Linked DNA regions of Mus musculus: region 1 is linked to region 2. A link is a loop called in an ENCODE intact Hi-C map of the cell type or tissue named here. Cell type or tissue: left cerebral cortex. All regions are shown on one strand. Links, peaks and the distances in the headings refer to the core of each region. The heading gives the core; the rest is flanking DNA.

Region 1 (12,154 bases), core at 1,455-9,454, 55 kb after region 2:
AAATCTACCAACCGGGGACCAGTTTGAAATATATGAGCCTAAGGACCCCTTCTCATTCAAATTCCCCAGTCTGGATCCTTGTTCAGGATAGCAACCTCACACCTCCTTTTTTCTGACTTTTCCCTGCTTCCTTCTCCGTTGTCAGCTTTGGACAGACCACTCAGCTGCTGAGGTACAAGCTAAGAGGCGCTGCTTTATAATGGAAGGGGGTTTAAGCAACACTCTTTCTTCAGGCCCATAAGGCAAGGGCCACAGTGCTAAGCCTTCCACTTCCTGGAGAAGAATGATGTTTGTGATCAAGGCTTAGAGTTCTCCAGTGAGAGAGCTCATGAGTGTGTATGTGTGTGTCACTTCTTGTCAGTCTCACAGGCCTCACTTTGGATTAGAGGGAAGCCTTTGCTCCATTCAGTCTTTTGACTTCAGTGTAAATAAATCTCATCCCAACTCCATCCTCACAGACACATGGAGAGGATGTCTGGCCATGTCTCCGAACATCACGGCCCAGCCAGGCATCACTGTGTACAAACACTCATTGTTTTGTGGGAAGAAAGAGTTCCAGTTTCCAGTGTGTTCTATTATAAAAAAGAATGGTTCCAAACAAAGAACTGTGGCTGGGCAAGCTGAAGGAGGGGAGGGGGAGGAGGAGACCTCTCAGCCCCAGGGCAGGTTGGCTTGTACAGATATCCTTATCCCGAGTGATGTGGGAAAGGCTGAGAGGACACAGGTGAGAAAGAATCACCAAAAGAAGGATAGAAGAGAAGTCTGTGGGTAGAGGGCAGGCCTTGGGCTCAGCCTGGAGGATGGGGAGTCCCACACTGCTCTGGGATCACAGGCTGCTCCTCATTGCTGTCTGCCTGTCTGTGGACGGTACAACTGCCTCCCCTCCTCCATATTTAGTGGTCCGACTGTGGCTCTCTGCCACTAGGTTTATATGAAGCAATAGATAAATGTCAGCACTTAGAAACTACACAACCTCCTAAACAGCCCCCCTAGACTAATAAACATTAAAAAAAAATCCTGATGTAGGCAGCCTGACAGGCTCATTGGTGGGGGGTGGGGGGGGAGGAGATAAAGTTTCCCTTCAGGACATTTATAATTTACATAATAAAAAGCTTTTCACCTTCCAGTCAAGGGAGCAAAATTAATTACCGTGGCCCTTTTACCTCATAGAACATTTTTTGCTTAAACTGGCAGGAACAATTTGTGAAGTCTTAAATAAGGAGTGAGAGTTGGGCCAGGGTGTGGGTAGATGCTGGGAGGAGTCAGAGGGTTCTGGAATGGTCTGGCAGGGCTGGGCTGAGCTCTGCATTCAGTAAAAATATCTGTGGCCTGACCTGTCCTTTTGGTCCACTCAGCTTGAAATACCTCGCTAATGATAATGGACTCCCACAGTCTGAGGCCCTGTAATCACCCACCCACCCCCTCAGACAGATGTTGAATGGATGGTCACCAGAAGGGTTGTTTCGACCATATCTTTCCGTCATGTCTTGTCCCTTTCTCTTTTGGGCCCCATTTCAAATAACAAATAGGGAACCGGATGTTCCTGTATCCCTGGCTCTGAAAATATACGGGCAGCTTCAAAGTCCCGTGATTAGGGAACCGTATTAGTTATCCATAGAGTCTCTCGTTCGAAATACACCAAGCTCTTTGGAAAGCTGGCAGCACCAGCCCAGTCCCATTAATTCTCACTGTGCTCCTGTGAGGGAAGCAGGTGGCTCTCATTATTTGGGCTATTTTGCAGATGGAGAGAGAGAGGCGGAGGGACGTTAAGTGTGGCAACCACTTCACATGGATGAGCTGGGAACAGAAGTGGCATTGGGCCTTCAAGGTTATAAGGGCTCCTGAGAGTTGGGAAAGATCCATCTGAGTGTCTCTGGAAAACAGGTGGGGGTCATGGAGATGAGCGTGGGAAGCCTAAACCTCCTGCCCTTTATAAGGGAGGAACCATCACTGGTTTCATGTGCATTGCTGATTGGTAGCACTTACAGTAATTGCACAGAATGGCAAAAGGGGGTGGCAAAGGGTGTCGAGGTGAAAAAGACAGCTTGTCTAAGCTTGCTCCCTAATCTTGGATAAACAGAATATTTGCAGACAAATATGGTGGTTGTTTTTATTCCAAGACTCAGAATTTTGGGAAGGCAATGTGTGGCCAGCATTGACTGTAGAGATCTACCCACATCAAGTTTGGCAGGGTCCCTCCCCTTCTCCTTTGGCCTCTGCAGTGCTGATGTGATTGACATTTCGTTAGCTCTCTCTGGATTCTGGTGTCCTCCATGTTGCACAGCATCCCTAGGTACCTGTGACTTTTATTCTCCTGCTCGAGTTGTCATCTTGGAGGCGTACTGCCTCTGTCTGCCATCCTAGACCTAGCCCTGGAAGCCTCTAGCCTTGGTACAATGTAATTTAGGCCTAGAATGGTTTCAGCTCTGAGACTTACTGCTGAATAAGTTCACCCTCTCTTTTTCTTTCTCATCTCTGGCTGACTGGTTAACTCAGCTGTTGACTTGAAACTTCTCTCTGTGCTAACTGACTCAAACTGGCTTCTTTCCGTTCCTACTGAATTGCTCCACTTGGCCTCATGCTAAATCTAGCAATCTGTTCTAATATTCTGGCTCATTCTCTGTCCTCTTCTGTCTTCACTGGTGTATAGCTTGTTCTCTCTTTAACCTGTCTCTGTAAAACTCTGCCTGTAAAATTTCTTCCTCTCTCTCCCTGCACTGCCCCTCAAGTAGCTCCCCTTTCCTCTCTCTCTTCTCGTGAGAATCGGACATAGCCTATTCTGCCAAATCTTTCTCTGATTTGTCACTTTGTCTGCCACTCAATTAGGTATCACTTTTAAACATGGGAGCTTCCTCTATAAACTAACTTTCCAAGTTTGTTGTTTGGAATTAAAGGTGTGTGCTAGAAGCATGCCTGTATTCTAACTAGCAGGATCAAAGGTATGCGCTAAAGGCTGGGCCACACCATAGCTAGAAACACTATCTTTGGATTCACTGTGTGATCAAGTATTCTGCAACACCCCTACTTCTCACTCTCCATGTAATGACAGTCAAAGTTTGGTTAGAGCCAGTTTTGTGGGAGTGAAGGAGCAACAATCAGGGCCTTTTCAATTACTCTGGGAATTCGACTTTTCCCACCTGACTTTTGGTGTACAGACTAGCCAGGGGAAGTTACCAATCTGGGAAGAACTGGAGAATCTAGGGAGTGCTTGAATTGGAAACGAGGTAGATATTGTGGGTCGTTTACTTGTGGCTCTGTTGCTGCTTCTCTGGGGCCAATGAAATGGTCATTTTCCCTAAAAAATACAAAACCTGTGGGCTGTGTGCAATGTCTGCTGGAGTCTGTGGCCAGCTTTCTCAACACTAAAGTTTGGGCCAAAAAAGCAGGTGCCACCCAGAATTGGTAAAAATCAAATGAATCAGCTCATAGAAAGCACTTCACTGTCTAGTGACAGTGAACAGGGGCAAACCTCAGCATTTTAGCCGTAAGGGTTGGAGTATAACCTGGTTTTAATAGCATAGTTTATTTCAGACATGACCTGACTAAACCAAACAGCCAGTTTCATTTGCATGGTGCTATGGTTTGAATGTGGTCTGTCCTCTCTAAATGTAATGTTGAAACTTAATCTCCATTATGAGAAATTAAGAAGTGGGATTAGACAGGTCTTGATTAGGGCTCTGTCATCATGGATGGATTAATGGGTTACTGGGTTAAGGGTTATCTCTGGAGTAGGTGTGCCATGAAAGCCATCTAGGCAAGATCTCTTACCATTTTGATGCTGTGTTGTTTCTGGACTCTGTCAGGCAGAAGGCCACTGCTAAGTATATGTGACCCCTTAACTGTGAACAAAAACCACGAGCTCCTCTTCTTTAGAATTTACCTGGAGTGTGGCATTGTGTTATTAACAATAAAAAATGAAATTTTCTCCTCATTAAGAGAGCAAAATTAATCACCATGACCCTTTTACCTCACAGAACATTTTTTTTTTTATTAAATTGGCTGGAATAATTTGTGAACTCTTAAATGAGGAATGAGAGTGAGATGGGGTGTAGGCAGATGCTGGGGAGAAGGCAAGGCAGCCCCTTGGTTTCTACAAAGTTCTACAATCATCTGGCACGGCTGGGCTGAGCTCTGCATTCAGTAAAAATAACCCGAGGGGAAGAATAATGGTTCAGATATGCCACAGTCTGGTATTGATGGCAGATAACTGGCTAAGTTGATTGCTAAGATGTCATAAACTCTCTGCAAAATGGTCCTCTAGACTTGGCTATCACAATTCCCTTATCTCTGTTGTACTTTACACACATCTGTCACCAGTATGCATCTGCTACAGGGAGAAAACAACGGTAAGGTCTTCTCTCAGGAAGCAGGAAGGCCTTGGCTGAGGAAAATCAGGTCACCATGAGAAGAGCCAAGTGTGGCTCACGTGACAAAAGAATCTCTTTAATTAGGAGGAAAAGTTGAGTTGAGTCTTCATGAAGAAGCCAGTGTTAACCAGGAAGCCTTTCAAAGGGAGGGACAAGCAGGGACTGATATAGCCAGGGAGACTCTGAGTGGACAAGGACCTGGGTGACTTCTGAGGGATAATGAAGGGCTGAGAAAGGCTGCCAGGTCCCAGCTCTTATAAGTTTTCCATTGTGCAAAGACGTCTGGATCTTATCCTGTAAACCAGAGGGCTCTGGAAGCAGCAGAGAGAGGAGACCTTTTTTTCGACCTTCATGCTCACCCAAATACCAGGTCAGCTGGGGATTGAAGGATGGCCACCATAGACGAGGTACAACATACTCCTGGGGGGAGTCTGGTAAATTCTCTTAACGCTGCATGGCCTTTGGCCTTTCAAGCCACTTTCCTTGGTGTTGGGACACATGAAGGCTTTCAGCAAATATGAGAAGGTTTAGAGAACTTGATGCATAAAGGTTGCACTGGGCTAAAGTGCCACTCCCCAGGCAGTATTTAGACAGCAACTGTTCCTTGGGGCTCCTTGGACACGGATGTGAGGAGAGAAGGCTGCAGCTGATTTCCCAGAGGTGGGTGTGCAGGGGAGGAAGCAGGAAGCAGCTGATGCTCCCTCTGCAGTGCCAGTGTCTCCCTGTGGGAAGCCTTCAGTAACAGCTCAGGAAAACCCATGCTCAATTTGGGAGTGAGTTCTGGCTAACATCAGTTTGAACTGGGGTGCAGTGCTAACTCAGCTGCTTGAGTAACTTCAATATTCCTTCTTACACGCAAGCTTCCAATAGCCTTTATAAGGATGACCAAATACAGGAGGGGTGACAAGGTTTTCTTTCCTTGTGGGAAGTATATTTGAAGTACTTTCAGATGGTTTAAACTGAATCAATTAAAAAAAAAAAGACCGTTTTTTTTTTTCTGACCCAATTTCTTCTTTCTTTTTCAAATTCTTGCTTACATTTCAAGAGCTGCTTTGTTCTGTTTTCCAAGTTAAAAATTCATGGAGAAGAGGAGTTTAAGAAAATGAAGACAATGTGAAATTAAATTGCAAGGGTGGGGGCAGGAGGGGGTAGAGATATTAATTAGCAATCTAGAATTAAATTAAACATGAAATAGACATTCCCAGGTCAGGAGGAGGTCTTGGGAAAGGGGAGGAGAATTTGAATGTGTGGATGTTCTTTTCTGTATAAATTTCAAATTGAATTTGGCTTTAGGTTTCTGGCAGCAGAGATGTTGTTCAGAGCACGCTGGAAAATGGAGGCTTCTCGATTCCCACTTTTAGCTCGCACCATTCTGCCGAGACAACTTCTCGCCGGCTTCAGTGAATGGCGGTGAAATGCAAATCATAACGGAGGAGAGCTGGCCTCCGGGGAAAGGGGGTCTTGGATGGTTTCCAAGGTCTGGAACACAGAGGAAAGACATATTTCTTTGTCACACACAGTAGATTCTCCCTGAGGGTTTCAGCGATGGGAAGAAATGATGGGAGGGGGGGTGGGAGTGTGGTGGTGGAACTCATTAGAACGTTCTTCTCTCAGATGAAAAGCCAAACAAAAACAAACCTCAGTGAGTGTGAACACAGGCAAGCTGGAGGCCTTGAGGCCTCTCACAGCACACGCCATACAGCACGGTTATCACCCGGGCTGCCGAGTCGTGGACAGCTCTGTGACCTCCCTCTGTGACCCCTGGGCAGACACGTGTATGGATTTACCATGCAATTTGACCTGGTATAGGAAAGATGTCAAGCAAGCCTGCAATGAAGATTCTGTGTCCAGGAGAATTCAAAAGACATATTCTCAGGCTCAGTTCCTTTGAATATTTAAATCCATGCATATACAGAGGGGGAATTAAATCCACGTGTTTCTGATTTGTCTACACTTAATTCATCAAGTTCTATAAGTTCTATAAGAATCATTTGATATATATATATATATATATATATATATATATATATATATATATATATATCCTTATTTGAAACAGGATGTTGCTTGTGTCCATAACAGCCAAAAAGGAAAATAGAGAAACCTAGAAAATGTCTGAATCTGAACTTACAACCCAGAGTTGTGAGGCAGGGGAAGTAGTGGGAGGCCAGTGAGGAGCACCACAATTTGGCAGAACTGTGAAATAGTCTCCTGCTGTCAGTTATAGAGCTAGGACGATTCTCCCCGTCTGAGTTTCTCAGGAAAAGCTCATGTATAGGACACCATGCGTGCTGGCAGTCTTTGCCACATATCTGCTTGTAATCCTCTGTGGAGTTTTCCCCCACGGTCTCATTCTTGAGTGTTCCGAACTTCACGCAGGTCTTCATTAGGACCAGGGCCCTGTGCAGTAAGAATACAATACATTTCAAAACCAGCTTGGTGCTCCGTAGATAAACTCCAGTGATTTTTTTTTCAAATACAATGTTAACTCTCACACAAAACCAGTTTTTGTGCTGCTTGGCCTGGTACAAGGTGCTGCTCTCCTCTCAGGGCTCCAAGAATGTGGCGTGGATGTTTCTCGTTACCTGTGCAAGAGAGCAGCCAGAGGTGCTTTGCCCGATGTGATGTTCAGATTAGCTCAGCCCTTCACGATTAGACCAAGAGCCGATTCCTTCCTTGGCTGGAAGACCAATCTGAAGAAGCTTCTCTAAGTGGAGATGAACCCTGTTCAAAACCTCCTCCACCCCCACTGCCACCACCGTCGCCATGATAGCTCTGCAAGGGGTGAGTTTCCAAGATGACAAAATGATCCATTAGACTTTCGAGAGAATGCAAGATGAGGGGTGAGGAGCCCTGGGCTCCAGCATCCCTCTCTTGCTTTAACTTAGACCTGTGACACTGACAGTCGTCTACTGGGTTTAATAGAAGAAAGACAAGGTGTTTTATCTTCACACACAGTTGGAAATATGATGAAGGTGATTGCCGGGTTTGGTTGTTTTTTTTTTTTTTTTTTTTTTTTTAGCTTTGACAGATGCGCCTCTCACCCCTGTAAGTTCACATTCCCGCTGCCCACTTGTTTATGTTACTATGTATGTTTTAGACAAAAATACAAGTTGGCTTTTAGACATTTTCAGAAAACACTGCTTTGAACCAGGGATAGAAATTTGATTGAGACTTTCTATAGACAAAAATAAAATAATTACAGGGTGAATTTAGTGCTCTGGCTTTTGAGTTCATGCTTGTAACTCCTACCCAAGGTCCCTGATCAGCATGCAATGTGCATTTCACTGCCATGACCTTTGCTGGTTTTTTTTTTTTTTTTTTTTTTTTTTTTTTGGTCTGAACCAGGCGCGATTGAGTTTTAAGAGATCAGCCAAGAGAGGTCCCTGAGGAGAAGGAAGGGGGAATTGTGTTTGTGTTCTTTCTGCCAATACAGGGCTTACGTAGAAACCAAGAATCTGATGCCTTTGCGCTTGGCACTTTGCTCTCTGGTAACTTCTCTGTCTTCCAGACTCTTGGAAACCTCCCCTTGCTCTTTGCCTTGATAGGATGTGTGTGGATGCCACTGGGCACGGAAGCTCCTGTTGTCTCTCTTCCTCTCAAGCAAGCTTCTGTGGGTAACATGGAGTATTGGTGATGTTATTCATTTAAGAAAATGAGGGGAAAAGATGAGAATGTGGTTGGAACGGAAACCTGTCATTGGGTAGGAAATAGCACACTGTAAAATCTAAAGAGCAGTGTTACAATGAGATAAACAGAAACCCAGCTTGATTAAAAGATATTTAATTATAAGGGCTTATACTAGAATGTAACTTCTATGACGATGGAGACTTTTGCTTTTTTTTTTTTTCAATGTCCCAGCTCCCTGGAACAGTGCCTGGCACATAATAAGCCAATAAATATTCATTGAATGAATGAGTGGAAGGATAAAACCGGGCACAGCCATGGTGTGACAGTCTGTCAGGCAAAGTGGTAGACTGATATGTGGGGAAATAGAGGCAAGAAGGCCTCCACAGCATGCTGTAAAACCTGGAGCCTGGACCTCTGGGTGGCCATGCTGTAACTGTGAGTCTAGGGATGAGGCTAGTGAGGGTAAGTGTGACATCACCAGGACCTCTCATGGAACAAGATGGTATTCTTGTCCTTGATGTATCCAAAGACCTGAGGTTGGGATACCATGGGCAGCTCAAGCCTTTGTGTCTAAAATGGTTGGCTGCTGAAGGTTGCCATATGTTAAGTGAGAGGTATTTCGAGCTTCTCCTTCAGCTCATAAAAGACGGAGTAACAAGAGTGGTGGGCACACTTTGGAAGCCACCATGCTAACTACGGGGTGTGTATTAGTCTTGCCTGATTGCTACGACAGAAACCCACAGACTGGGTGGTGCACCTAGAGACATTCATTCTCTCACCATTCTAGAAGCTGGCAGTCTAGGAGCAAGATATTTATGGGGTTGGTTTTTCCTGAGGACACTTCCTGGCTTACAGATGGGACCTTTTCTTGTCTGTCACAAGAGGCTAACCATCCATGACACTGGGATCTCTTCGTTGTTATTATAACACGGTGATAATGGACTCAGACCTTACCCTGTAGCCTCATCTAACATGAACCACCCTCTAGAGGCCCATTTCTACTAAGGCTATCGATTCAATGTATGAATACTGAGGGGACAGAATTCAGGCCCTAACATGGGATCAGTCTGTCCTCAGGGTAAGTGGAAATGGCAGCATTGGGGGACATGTCTGAAGCCACAGCAATGGTGTTGGTTGTTGAAAATGGAGGCTCTTGTGTGAAGAGGATGTCTTGTCTCTGATCTCTGGCAATTTGAAGTACCATTTACAGATATGAAACTGAAACATCAGGCATGTCACAACACACACACACACACACACACACACACACACACACACACAAAGCTTGAGTCCTGCTTTGTGGTTGATAAGCCTAGCAGCAGGCATGTTGAGTAGGAAAAGAGCCAGCCTATTTCTTTATACAGCTATTTTCAAAGGCTATAGCTGCTCTTGGGCTCTCAAGTTCTTAGGCAAACCACTAAAAATGCAAATTATTTACCAGCCATGTCAGCATTCTTGGGAGGAATTTTTATTACATTCAACATTGAAAGTATCATGCCAGAAATAGGGTTCGAGGGACTCTGGCAAATCTATACCCTTATTTTATTAACACAGCTCTATAGTACCAGAGAAGCTGAAGCTAGCTTAGTGCCTTGAAGCCTGTCAGAGGCAAAAGCACCAGAACCATACAGCACTTGACTTTGTGGAAGCTCCTGGAACCTCGAATGGAGGCTTCTACTTGGTGTCCACGAGGGCTCACCGGGCTCTTATGCTTGCCTTTTTGTGGTCCTCAATTAATTAAATGGATGATATGTTCAATGTCTGCGTCCTCTGGACCTGTTCACAAAAGAGAAAATTGTGTCATCCTATCTCGGGGAGTCAAACCAATATTCCTGAAAGGGGCACACTCCATTTTGCAAGGCAGCTAAGAGTCTGGTCACCTTCTACAAGCCTTTGGGTTTCTTGGAGTCTTTTGAGTGTCTTTGGGGTCAGATCTGGACTTAAGCCAGTTTTGTTCCTAACTGTGCAACCTTCAGCAGCCACTGGGCTCATGACTCCTCTGTTTTCCCCTTGTGTATACCTCAGGGTTGGGCACAGATACATGCTGGCTTTGGAGCGGTCACTGTGGTTATTGTCAACCATGTGACACTCCCCAGTACTGTTACAAACAGCTGGTGTTGACACCCCAGTAACTCCGGGTGACAGACAGCAGAAGGCTGGCTCAGAGATTAGCCTCCAGCTGGCCCTGGAGGTAAACCCTGAAGGTATAGCATAAATAACAGTTCCAATCTTCTTTATAAAATGCTCTCTTATTCCCCCTAAGATCCTGACATTTGGATTTCTGTCAGACCCATTTGTGGTTCTCCATGATCAGCCAGTACTACTGTATAAAGAATTCTCCCTCTACCTTGAAGTAGTGGAGAAAAAGTCTAACTGTGGCCTCTGCACTTGAGTTTTTCTATTTTTTTTTTAAACATTTCATCATATAGGAACCAAGAAAAAGTTTTGAGTAGACATCCCAGCTCTGCATCAATTTCTGAGTGACTAAACATGTTTGTGTTTCCTTTCTGTTGGGTGGAGATGACGGCATCCTTGCATCATAGTCTCATGGTGATCAATGAGCTATTCCGTGAAAGATGCTCCTCTTGCTGCTCACAGCACACAGTAAGCACTCAACAGAGATTATCATGATTAATACCAACGCATATAAGAGAAAATCGCATTACTTTTGACTGCTTTTAGATGAAAAGGAGTGAAATCAAGGAGAGAATCTCAGAACGGAATTTTTCCATACCGACCCATGAACGCAGCAGGCATGGGGTAAGTTCCAAGGACAGAGGTACAGGGAGAGCAGGCTGTGTGTCTCGGTGCACAGAATATCAGGCTGCGCCTAGCCTAACATGACTCCACTTTATAAAGCAACAAATCTGACCCGAATTACTCTCTTTTGAGTGTAAGTGCCAAAAAACAATGACTCTACATCTTGTTTGTGCGCATAAACAGCTACCATCTGCCAACACCAGGAGGCACAAACTGATAAATAATTTATTTGTGCCAATAAATTATGACACCTGAAAATATACCAAGACATATCAGAACCACGTGACATATGAGCCTATTAATCACCCCAGATGGAAACTCCGCACCTGAGACTGAAAGAAGGGCTACCCGTGACCAAAAGAGCAGACACGCCCACCAGTCACCTGGGCAAGTCCTCAGCTGTGTCCAGAAAGTGCTGAAGGCAAAAGTCTTGATCTGTTCTTGGCTACAGCCCAGGTGCAGTTTCTCCTGCCCGTGACACTCAGCCCACTTCAGACTGACCCTTAAGGGGCCTGTCACCCAAACCTGACTTTGATAACTATGTCTGCACAGCTCGTACCCACAGGACATTTCTATTTGGTCCTCTGCAGACTTCTTCTGAGCACAGTTCTCTCTCCCTGACTTCAGGATATCCTCTCTGAACTCTGCAGCCTCCATAGACCTCTCTTTGTAATCCTTTAACCCTGTGCTTGTAAATCTTGTGGAATGTTAACATATGATTTGAGAGTTAACTTTAGTAATTAAGATTGGAATAAAAGAATCCGAGTTTGCCAGTGGCCAGCTATCAAGGGAAATTGGGACCACTTTGGTAAATTACAGCCAACAAACAGATAGAGCCTGTGAATTTATTGGTTAGTCAATGAATTCTGGAAATTCATTGTATGGAGAAGACACAAATGTGTAGAAAGACACAGGCATGCCCATCAATGTTTGTGACATAACACTCAGGATATGCAGCTTATCCATGGGAGATACATTCTAGGATGGTCTGCATTTTCAGAGGCCATATCAATACTTACATGCATATACTTATAATAACACTCAGTTTATAAGTTAGGCACCATAAGAGATTGACAACAGTAACTACTAAAAAAAAGGACCATTATAACAGTGCACTGCAGTAAAGGCGAGGCAGATGTGGTTTCTTCCTGTGTCTTGTTATGCTTCTTGCTGTGTTCTCCTTGTGATAATATGAGATGATAAAATCCCTGAGTGACAAGACAAACGAGGACAGTGACATTGTCATTGATATATCCCGCTGTGCTACTATATAAAGATGATTGGAACCAAAGCACAGGGCACCGTAACAACCTGTCTGGTAACAAAAGCCTGCCAGCTAACCAAGAGGGCGATACATACAGCATGGATGATGGAGCCCGGCTGCCCCTCTAGGTGGA
Region 2 (12,154 bases), core at 1,498-9,497:
AAGTCCAATGGGCCTCTCTTTGCAGTGATGGCCGACTAGGCCATCTTTTGATACATATGCAGCTAGAGACAAGAGCTCCGGGGTACTGCTTAGTTCATATTGTTGTTCCACCTATAGGGTTGCAGTTCCCATTAGCTCCTTGGGTAATTTCTCTAGCTCCTCCATTGGGGGCCGTGTGACCCATCCAATAGCTGACTGTGATCATCCACTTCTGTGTTTGCTAGGCCCCGGCATAGTCTCACAAGAGAGAGCTATATCTGGGTCCTTTCAGCAAAATCTTGCTAGTGTATGCAATGGTGTCAGCATTTGGAAGCTGATTATGGGATGGATCCCTGCATATGGCAATCACTAGATGGTCCATCCTTTCGTCACAGCTCCAAATTTTGTTTCTGTAACTCCTTCCATGGGTGTTTTGTTCCCATTTCTAAGAAAGGGTAAAGTGTCCACACTTTGGTCTTTGTTCTTCTTGAATTTCATGCGTTTGGCAAGTTGTATCTTATATCTTGGGTATCCTAAGTTTCTGGGCTAATATCCACTTATCAGTGAGTACATATTGTGCGAGTTCCTTTGTGATTGGGTTACCTCACTCAGGATGATACCCTCCAGGTCCATCCATTTGCCTAGGAATTTCATAAATTCATTTTTTAATAGCTGACTAGTATTCCATTGTGTAAATGTACCACATTTTCTGTATCCATTCCTCTGTTGAGGGGCATCTAGGTTCTTTCCAGCTTCTGGCTATTATAAACAAGGCTGTTATGAACATAGTGGAGCATGTGTCCTTCTTACCGGTTGGGACATCTTCTGGATATATGCCCAGGAGAGGTATTGTGGGATCCTCCGGTAGTACTATGTCCAATTTTCTGAGGAACCGCCAGACTGATTTCCAGAGTGGTTGTACAAGCTTGAAATACAGTTAATCAAACTTGGTCTTTGATCCAGCTATCAACTTGAAAATTGTAAGTCATTATTTATTATCAGTGCTGCTAAACGTGCAGGGCTGTTTGTCCCTCACCCATATGCTAACTAGCCTTTCATTCTGTTCTCTTTCTCCCTTCTTCTATGCCCCTGCTTGGTTCTTTAGGAATTTGAGTCAGCTGTGCCCTGTGGAGGCTTGTCTGTGGACAGACACAGTATCCCCAGCTCTGTCCTAGCTTGAGTTAGCAAGGATTGTCCCATTGGACTAAAATAATATGAGAAGTTCACTAACGTTCTCCTCTTGATTCTCAGTGACCGTTTCTCAGGTGGACCTATGAAGAAACAGACTAAGTTTGTGCAAATGTTTCGCCAGTATTACTTTTTTCTTTCCCCAATATGTATATTGCAAGGCCAGGGCCAAAATGTGGGAGTGGGTGGGTAGGGGAGCAGGGGAGGTGGGGGAGGGTATGGGGAACTTTTGGGATAGCATTGGAAACGTAAATGAGGAAAATACCTAATAAAAATATTAAAAAAGGAAAAAATGTATATTGCAAGACATTTAGCTTCATAGCTCATTTCACCCCCAGTTCCTACCAGGTGACTTTGCCCATGACATGTGCCAGCTGGGAAACAAGCACAAATCCACGTGGACAAATAGAATTCACCTTTGATCAACCTTCCAGCCTTTTTGTTCCACTCAACTTTAAACCTCAGGCTGTAGTCTTCTTTCTTTCTGGAATATTTAAGTTTACTGAAAACATAAGAAAGCAATATTGAAAAACCTGAAAATATTTAAAAGATTAGTTTTTATCTTAATATATAAACTCCAAAGGTTTATTGCATATTTTCTTTAAAAGCTTTTTCCTTGAACATTATAGTATGTATGCATTTTTATTTTTAAATCTCTTCTTTCAGGTTTTGAGATTTTAATTACATCATTTCTCCCTTCCCATTTCCTCCCTCTAAACCCCTCCCACGGATGTAGCCTTTAGCTTCTTAAAAGAGGGGGAAGGCAAGCAGCAAGGACGCTGGGCCATGAGGGTGACACTGTTTGTGGGTTTGTGGTAGGGACTTGTCATTTGTTTCCAACCTAAATTTGGGCTTGACTCATGATAAATTAAAATTACTTGAACAAAAGGTAGGAGGGGGTTTAAGTAAAATATAACTGTGAGATAAAACAAAATGGAGGGTGTTGTAATATTTTCATTCCTTGGCATAATGAAAAGCCTTGCTCTGCAGTTGGTTTGCACTGTCTTGGAAGTGGCGTCCGCGGTCAACAAAGGACCACTCTCTGAGAGATCTGCAAGGGATTTATCCTTCCCTCTGGCTGAGCCAAGGCAGGCTTGATACACAGTTTTATTTCATATAAATATTCTCATGTTACTGTTTACTTTGGGGGAATATGAGGATCCCACTGACAGGGTACGTGCTCCACGGCCTTGCTTTTAAAGGCATTTATTTGACTCTGGTGTTTGTACTTGCCCAGAGACTTCAGAGAGCAGCCTAAAAACTTGTTTGATAAGCATCCAGACCATATTTGTAGAGAATGATGTCCCTGGGGGCAAGAAATGCTTATTGTTTTAAGCCAGCCCGCACATGGCTTCCAAGAAGCCCATTTTTCATAGGTAACTTCAATCTCTTATTTCTCAGGGGTGTAAGACGTCGTCCTAGATAGCATGGCTTGGGTGTAGATCAGATTGCCCTTGGGTGACACTCTCTCAGCTTCTTTGTTGCTGATCAAGATATTTTGAGACAAAATTGCTTTTCATGAACTAAGATGTGAGAAACAGACCTAAACATGGGACAGAACTCTTTCTCTGTGTTGTCAGTGTGCATGTTACCAACCTGCTGTCTCTCAGCTTCCATATTCTGTTTATATGAGTCCTGGACTCTGTAAAGCACCATTTTTAGTTTGAGTGGTGGAAAGTGAAATATGAGGCAGGAAGGTGCAGTCTGGGAAGGGAAGGGAGAGCTGCTCTTATTCATGTAACCTCTATCTCTGGAAGTGTCACCTCACCACCTCTACAGTGTTCATCTTGATAGTGGACATTGTGTTGTTTTTTGTTGTTTTGTTTTGTTTTTGATGCTTTCAAAACTGGTTTCACGATGACCCCTTGAAGCCTTGGCATGACCTGAGTATTGTCGGTTGCTCCATGTCAGTGAGTTGCTTCTTGAAGTGTCTAGGCCAGCAGTTCTCAACCTGTGGGTCGTGACCTCTTTGTGGCAGCTAACAACCCTTTCATAAGGGGTTGCCAAAGGCCATCAGAAAATACAGATTTTTACAGAACAATAGCAAAGTTACTTATGAAATAGCAAAGAAACCAATTTTATAGTTGGGGGAGGGGTCAGCACAACATGAGGAATTGTAATAAAGGGTTGTAGTATTAGGAAGGTTGAGAACCATGGCTCTAGGCTTTGAGAAACTGGGCTCCTCTCTTGACTTCCAAGCACCTGTGCTGCAGTCCCAGAGGTGGTGCTATTTGTGTTGGTTTGTTGGTTTTCGTAGGTTTCTAATCTTTACCAGCTTTCAAGGTCCTCGCTTCTGAAACACTATGCCTTCCATTTCCTTGGTTGGGTCCACACTAGATCCTGTACAAACCCCTCTCACAGGTCATCAGGCAAAGGTGGTGTTTCCCCATGCAACCAAGGGCTCGGTGTTGATACTAACTCATTTTCTTCTCATTTGTACTTTACTCGCTTAGCTTGTGGTTTTTGTATTAACAGATTATATATTCTCTTTGACATTTATAGTTTTGTTTCCATTTAGAGAGTTGTTGGGGAATAAGAATGGATAATGTAATAAAAACCATAGAGAGTTTGTCAGTGCATCCCTTTCCTTTCCTTTCCTTTCCTTTCCTTTCCTTTCCTTTCCTTTCCTTTCCTTTCCTTTCCTTTCCTTTCCTTTCCTTTCCTTTCCTTTCCTTCCCTTCCCTTCCCTTCCCTTCCCTTCCCTTCCCTTCCCTTCCCTTCCCTTCCCTTCCCTTCCCTTCCCTTCCCTTCCCTTCCCTTCCCTTCCCTTCTCGTTCCTTCCCTTTCCTTTTTCTTTTTGCATAGCAGCTTGTGGCTCAAGATGCAAACTTCTCCCTTTTGAAGAATGAATGTTCTCTTAGTCCTATAATACTTACTTGTCGTTCTTTCCTAGCCCTCTTCCTCGGCTGGGCAGGTGATGTTTATTAACTGTGCTAGGTCCCTATCATTTCACTGCATAGACACATCTGCAGCCAGTTAGTTTTCTGACCTCATAGGCACTAAAATGTCCTTGAAGGCTAACTGCTTTAGAAAAAGTGGGGTTGGCGTGGTCCAGCAATGGCACATGGTTACATAAAACTATCATCTCTAGTAAACACAAAGGGTTTCTGGAAAGTGATGAATGCTGTTCTCTATATATGTTTAGATTCATGTTCATTTTCCTTCATAATGTCTACCCTAATATTTTGCAAGAATGTGACGAAGGTAAATACCCAGATAAGAGATACAAGAAGCCTTGTGTGCATGTTTTGGCATCACTATTTAATCTGACTTGTGGAATGTCAACCAAGACTCTGCTGATATTATATCATATGGTTTTTCTCAACACGTCCCCTGACGTAGATGACCCCAAGTTCCCCAATTCTGTTGAATCAGTGTTAACTCTCTCCTGTCATATCTCCTGTTATGCAAGGTCATAACTCAGTCTTAACCCTAGGCAATGCTCTTGAACCTAAGCTAGGACTCCAGATTCCTTCTCCTTCATCTGGTCAGCCTTTGCCTCTGGTGTCCTGTGATGCAGTTAAAATCTCTGTGTATGTTTAGTGAGTTAGCCTGTTCCTCCTTTAGCAGTTTTATAGGAGGACCACACTCCTAGATGCTGAGAATTTCTTCAGAAGTCCCCTCTGGATCTGTCCTTCCTGAGGCGGTTGCACTCTGAGGCATTGCCCAAGTAGTCCTTTCTGTACCTGGGAGATGTGTTGGCATCCAGTTTTGTGACCCCCCTCCTTGGACTGTCTGTGCATCCTGTGCAGGCCCGAGCACAGCCCTGTTTTCTCAACGAGGGACGCAAAGGACAAGCCCACAGCACCAGGTGCCGCCCAACTGAACTTCCGCCGAGTTGACTAATAAACTTAATTGGAAAAAAATCTGAAATCAGTCCCGCCACTCTGAAAAACCAAGTCAGCCCCAGGACTCCGAAGTTCCTCAGCAGTGTCTAAATCACGGAGTAAAACCACCACCAGGTGGGGCCAAAACTGCAGTTACGACCAGGGCTGATCTGGATCTGTAGCCCAGACTCCTGGCTGGCTCACCCTGCAGATACTTAGTCACTTAGTTTGGTTTGAATTCACCTCCCCACATTCTGCGCAATTACAGATTTGGGCTCTGACATGCTGAATTGTGGCAGGGGTTTGTTGACCTACTCTTGTTTGTTTTGCTGGCTAGACTGTAAGGTCCCTGAGGATAAAACGTCATTTCCAAGTGTTTACTGAACATGTACTGTCTTTCAGTGGGAGCAGAGTAACCATTTAGGATAAGGACATGTAAGCCACAGGTGCCTTTACTTACACAAAAACCCTGTAGGGTGCCGTGTTCACAGGCTGTCTATGCACACAACTGTATACTTTTGTAAAGTCTGCTAAAGAAAGATGTTCTGGGCACAGATGGTTGAAACCGCCCACTGTCTTTTCCTACCTCTTTTTGTTTTCTTTTGTTTTATGGCTTTGGTATGGCAACAGCCAAGGCCAGCATCTTGGGTTTGTAACCAGTATACCACCTGTGTCCTGCACCTGTATGTGGCTCAATACTCTGGTGTTCCTGTCATGAGACCCGGAAGGCCTTAAAGGAAAACAACTCAGTTTCCATTGAACTGGGCTCTACTGGTGGTGCACGTGGCTCTTGGAATGTCGCTGAACATTTTAGGAGACATATAAGGGGAAGCTCTGCTGACTGTAATTACGACCAGTAGGGTATAGTTATGCAGCTCAGAGTCTCTTCCACATGGAGTTAAGTTCTTACCAGCTCTTCTAGTTAAAAACAAAATGGATTCCAGGAATTCTCCATAGCTCCCCCAGAGGTGAGATGCTCAAAGCAGAGTTGAAACGCTTCACAAATGCACTAGAATTGGGCAAGACAGGGAGAAGGATCAAGACTAAAGACAGATGAAGTCAGGGCTGGTTTGTGGAATTTTTAGTTCAGAAGCATGAGTCTGTAAGTAAAGGGTGGATCTCTTAGCTGTCTGTCCCCACTCCATCGGGAGCCTGAACTACAGAACATCTGAGCTGCTATGGGCTCACAGTTACAAATACAGAGGCATATTCAGCATTATTCAGTTCACCATGATGATCGTGTGGAGTAGAATTTACCAGAACTTCTGGTTTTGGCAAACCTGTCTCTGGGAAAACCAGCGAGGACAAGCAACAAGGGTGGGAAGCTGTGCTTTAGTTTTGCATCCCAAACACTAACAGCTAGTCCAGGCACTCAGGAGCAAGAGCCAGGCAACTATCTGTGAGTTCAAGACCAGCCAGGGCTATAGTGAGACCCTATCTCACGAAAAGAAAAGGAACAACACTGACCAACCAAGAGCAGGTGTCTCCCTCCTGACTGTCTAGAAGGAAAGATGAACGAGCTTTGCAGTCTCTTAAAATGACAACGGGAAAGTAGGAAAGGATAGCCCTGGGAAGTGCAACTCAAGCGTGTCACTGAAAAACACATGCAGAAAGGGACGAAGAGATCAGTTTCATTATTTTGAAAGACAATTTAAGCCCTGGTACCATTCTCAGGTTTTAAGTGTGATTGCTTGAAGTAAGTCACTGGCTGCCAATCCTCATTACCTGGGACACACATCTCACACAGGTGTCTATCTACTCACACACAAATTAATAAATTCCAAAAAAGTGTAATTTCTCATGATTTACTCCTAAGCTCATTTTCAAGCAAAGTTTAGGGCAGTTTGCCTTACAGTTTATGCTCAGAGTTGTACAAGCTTCAGGTGTAACAGAGCTGGGTCTGACCTGTGTGCACAATGAGTACATGACACACACACCCCCTGAGTCCTGGCAGCATGCCTCCAAGGCAGGTGTGGTTATCACCCTGCAGATGCAGCAGCTGAGGTCAGGGAAATTCAGGGGTCCCCTTGATAAACTGCTTGTAAGTCACATGACCAGCGTCTGGCTCAGTCTGTCCTTCCTAATGTGCTGAGTCAGTGACTGCTCCTGTAAACGATGGCAAGGCCATTTCCCCTGAAATGTCCCCTATGAGCAAACAGGTTAGGTGATAGGTTCCACCATGCCTGGCCTCTCTTCCCTTGTCTGTATGCCTTTTATTTAACTTCTGAAGTGCACACTGTCCTTACACACATCTATTCCATTTACAGCCTCAGGATTCCGTGAGTGTTCAGTGAGTTCATTTTCATAGGCTAGTAACTCTGAGAGGCACTCAGAGCAGCTTCTTAACTTAAACACTTTCTTTGGCTGGGCAGAGGGAAAGTCTGGGGACTGTGGAAAGTGGGGCTCATCATTAGCAACCAGGAGTATTAGGACCATGCAATTGACAACATAGCCTGATGCCCTGGATCTCACACTTCACAAGAATTCCCTGGTAGCTACGGCAAGGATCAGATGCCCCGGGGGAGGAGTATTCATGCCATCAATGTACTGGTTTCCTAGGTTCCTATTATCATAAACCAAATCGTCTTAAAATGGGTGCACACCTGTGTTCGATTTCCCTTGGAATGTTCAACCGAATTCTCGTTTACTCCGCATTTCAGATGAGATTTTCTGGATGACACCATCTGGGAAATGTCACTTTGATTAAAGTAAATATTCAGCACAGTTCACACCGGGAGCCTATTTGAGTTTCCCTAAGTAGCCACATCTTACAGAAGCAGAAAGGAACTGGCTCTTTGGGTTGAACTTAAGAGTGATACATTCCATGGTTCAGTGTCTGTCGAATGGCAGTGTGTGGCCCACTCAGCTCTAAAGCATTTTCTCTGTTTTCCTTTTCTTCCCATTGGCCCTTTTGGTTCTAGTTTATTTTGACACCAAGAAGAAAATATATAAAAATAAAACAAAATAAAAAAAAAAACCCTTCGGCTTTATGATTGCCAAGTTTTTCTTTCAAACTAAGAAAAGAAACCAGTTGTTGAAAACTGTGATGAATGGTGCCCTTTGTTTTATTTTCAATGTAGCACGAGGGCACTGCTGTTGGAACTGAGCCAAATTCTGAAGCAGGCGAGAACATAGGACCAGAAGGAGGCCTAGTGATCTAGGTTGGTGTGTAGTGATTTCATCTTAGCTGTTCCAAGTGTCCCTTGTAAGACCTCCCATAGCCCCACCCCTTGTAAAATGCCCCATAGACCCTACCCTTGTAAGACCCCCCCCCCATAGACTCACCCCTTGTAAGACTCCATAGGCCTACCCCTTGTAAAAATCCCCATAGGCTTGCCTTTTGTAAGACCCGCCCCAGATCCCCCCTTGTAAGACCTTCCCCCCCCCCCCCCGCCAGGCTTGCCCCCTCTACCTTTCACTCATCCCCTGGGTTTTCAGTGCTCGCTACTGAGGATGCCATCTATTTGTAAGGAAATGCTATTGCTATGACATGAGGCTTTCAGTATTTAAGTTGTGGTTTTCTTTGCTTCCACAGCTCCTGACTGTCTGTGGGATCATGTTTGGTTGAAGGAGACAGTCAGTTGCTAATGTGTAAGCAGACCCTGAGATTGTCAACATCATTTCTTCTTTATTGTTGTTCTGTCACCAAGTGGTTTGGGGCAACCAGAGGGCAGAGACTAAGTTTCTTGTTTTGTAAGTCACCCTCAGAGAAGCCCCTGCCATCTCTCATGGCCACCCACACACTGCAATTATGAGGAAGGGGTGGGTGAGAAGTGTCATGCCTGACTTTAACAGAAGGGAAGGAAATGTCTCCAGTGCCTTAAAAGCATCTACATTTCTTACAAAACAGAAGTAAAACTTGTTCCTAGGAAGTAGGTGACTGGTTACCCAGAACCTGTAGCAAATCCCCAGCAGCAGTTCTCTGAAGACTTTCTGCAGCTTGGCTGGGTAGATCATTTATTCTTCAGGAACTGGTTATAAGGTTTCTCTCCCAATTCAACTAGGTGCTCTTGAAAAGAGATGGTTTTATTCTCCGGGCCTAGTCTATTGCTGGTCTGGAAAAAAAATCTTCATTGAATAAATTAAGGTATAGATAGAAATTCAGAGTCCAAGCATTGGGTCGGCACTGGATGACTCTCCTTGAGGCCTGGATAATTTAATCACTTATCAAGTGACTTGAAGTTTTGTGACACGAAGCTGGGCTATGTTTCTGAAGCACTGTTCAAGGAAAGAACTGTTTGGAATTCCCAGGGAACAGAAAGTCTGGCTTCATAGTATCTGTGAAGCTGGAGAAAGTAGTGGAGACATCAGAATTCCTCATGAAGACAGACGTGAAATGCCTTGGGTTTTGAGCACCTCACTTCCTACGGAGACATCTGTGGGGGCAAAGTGTTAGTTTGAGCCCCTCCTGCCTCTTCTTCCTGTTATCCTTAACTCCCAAATCCAGGCTGTCGTTTAAATGCCCCAATCCGCTTGTAAACTCTTCAAGCAAAAATTATGCCAGGTTCTGTGGCTACCAGATTGGAGCTGTTTCTCTCCTTGCTTCATTCAGTTAATTGAGCTGTGCTGGAAGCCTCGGTAATTTATTCTATGGAGCTTTCTGTGCAAACAATTTCAGGAAGAAGGAGAGACTTCCTCGAATCTCTCAGACACTTGAGATGCAGCATTATGTATTGGAAACCACCAGTGAGTCCGTGTCCTCCAATGTGATCAATAGAAGACAGAGCCCCCCCCTCCCCCAGCCCTCCCCCCAGCCCGCCAGTTTTTCCTTCACTGAGCTCGGAGCTTGGAGCCTGGAGCTCGGAGCCGGCTCCTTCATTGCCTTTTACGTGTTTACAGTATCTCATTCTTCCCCTGATTCTGGAGTTTCACACCATATGGCCACATCTTTAAGTCATTTTTCAGCTGCTCTATTAAATAGTAAAATGAGATGCAGAACAGATTTCTTTGATTTTAAAATAGCATTTTGGGTGTGTGACTTTTTTGGTAAATATAAAAAGAATTAAGGCACTCAAAAGTATGAGATTTCAGGTATTCCCACCCAGACAGTGTAATATGTTGCTTTCTACTTACTTAGAATAAATGTATGTTTATCTCCTAGAATTTCACCTGCACTACAAATTGATTCATTCTTTCTGAATATAGCAATTCATCTTTACTTAAATAAGGTTCAGCTTCCACCGTTGCTAATGAGCATAGATTGAACATGAAACAGAAAGTACTTCTTCAGAACATTTCAATAGCACACTTTTCATTAGGGACAATTGCATAACTTGTGAGTACACATACCACATATCAATGGTACCCTCACTGCGATAATCATAGCTGCATTTCCACATGTTTTACTCTCTTTTCTGGACTGTTAACGGTGGCCACTTTCTGAGAACCTGCCAAGAAGATAGTTTTAGAACTCACTGTACAGAGTCCAGGGGTGACTGAGGCCATGTGCTCCAGCAGCTTTCGTGCAGTTGACTCTAAGAGGGTTGGACATTTAAAGGGCCTCTTGTTTACAGAACCAAGGAGGGCATTTTGGTAAAGGCTTATTGGTATTTAAACGAGAGACAAAGGAGGAGGACAGGAAGTGCTTAATAAAAGGAACTGCTATACCAGCACAGTTTGCAATATGAGTGAATTTGACATTGATCCAGACTTTAGCTGCAGGGACTGTGTCAATCACAATTAATCAGCTTATGAGTATATGGTTTGAAATCTTCAATTATCCATTAAAACCTGGACATTGACTTGAAGAAATGACTGACCTAGACTTAAAACCAAGTGCACTCAACAAGCAGGTCAATAGTCTCCTAATTGCAATCCAATGTAGTCGATTTTAAGTGGGACACAATTTGTGAGTATTATAAATATAGTTGATATATTTTAATTTCTTTTATGATTCTACTTGCTAGAGAAATATCCTCTAGTTGGCAGCATATCCACTGAATGGGCATATTTTGGTGATTATTAATTTTAAAGTTCAATACTTAATAATTTGGGGGCAATAATGATTCAAAGCATGATTTCTAAATAATTCAGATAAAATTCTGCTTATTCATGAATTATCTAGGCATAAACTTTTGTAGATTTTAAATAACAGCGATTAAACAACAAAAATGTTTCAAATTCTATTTAAAAGTTTAAAATAATAATCACATCTACATTTCCTCTTCCATTCTCTTAAGAACACAGGCTTCTGGAAGGTATAAATGATGTCCATCCACTTGTGTGAAAGTAGTCTTCAACGTCAAAATTAAAGAGAACTGTGTATTTCCCACACAATAAAAATCATCGCTTTTTAGTGTTTATTGCGCACCTAAGAGGTACTGGCTCCTGAAACCTCAAAATTAGAATATCAGATCAGACACTTAGCCAAACAAGTAAAAGAAACAGGAAGCAGGACATAGATGGCCACCTGAGGGAGTAAGAAACAGTCCCCAAACTCTCTTTTGTCATTGCCAAGGTTGAGGGTCAGCACAGAGAGTCACAGAGCATGTGGAATGGGTGTAAGCCTTCTAACATTTCCAGATCACTGTTGGGTCAGAAACAATTGATGCTTTTGAGGAAAAAAAATGTATTCAAGCAATACTCATTGAAGATGCACCATGTGCCTGGTGGTGGTATAAGAAGACTGCTCAGGACAAAGGCCTTGCCCTCCAGGCACGAGTTCTCTGTTGGTAGGAGACAGGCAAGCTGCAAAAGAACAGGCAACACATTCAGGTGAGGCTAAGTACCACGAGAAATATGAAACAGGATCCGGAAGAAATTTCTTTCAGAGAAACAGAACTCCTTGATAAGATTGTCACTCAATCAGGGAAATTGGTAATACCAGCAGACTATGTTGTACTGGAAGATGTGAAGTCATCCAAAGGGTGGGGACAGTCCACCAAGGTACTTGTATTCTGCTGTTATATTGGGTCCAGTATCAGTGGAGAAAGAAAACTTAGAGGGTGACTCTGGACATCTTAATTTCCACTAAAGACTGTAGTGGGAAATCTCAAGAGTTACAGCTACCATATTTAATTACTTTGTGTGAGAAACTGGGCCAGTTATTTTTACAGCAATGAAGCTTGGGATGTATCCTTTCCTTTTCGCTGAGGGACGCTGGTGCTCTGTTAAAGTTGAACTACTTGCTTTGTCCCTTGGAGCACCTCACTCTTACCCAT

Evidence for each region. Hi-C counts contacts between places; a loop is a spot of excess contacts. Peaks named below come from ENCODE experiments on the same cell type or tissue, not always from the same donor. Only the 100,000 strongest peaks of a DNase experiment are listed, where the experiment ranks them.
Region 1: it touches region 2 in a loop (2.4-fold over the local background); 6 of 42 quality-filtered maps call a loop at or near these places.

Annotation. Positions count from the first base shown.
Region 1 is chr1:57,207,403-57,219,556 of GRCm38, reverse strand. It overlaps BC055402 (cDNA sequence BC055402), which reads left to right and starts at 4,561. Exons shown (of 7, transcript NR_037990.1): 1 at 4,561-4,737; 2 at 5,661-5,844; 3 at 6,918-7,151; 4 at 10,518-10,757. In left cerebral cortex, for the core only: a CTCF peak has its summit at 5,123; DNase peaks (open chromatin) are centred at 5,072, 5,741 and 6,669; H3K27ac peaks cover 177 bases.
Region 2 is chr1:57,262,905-57,275,058 of GRCm38, reverse strand. No RefSeq gene overlaps it. Among named protein-coding and RNA genes, the nearest start is that of BC055402, 54 kb to the right of the region's middle. In left cerebral cortex, for the core only: CTCF peaks have their summits at 5,131 (motif pointing right) and 5,885; DNase peaks (open chromatin) are centred at 5,146, 5,521, 8,999 and 9,469; H3K27ac peaks cover 191 bases.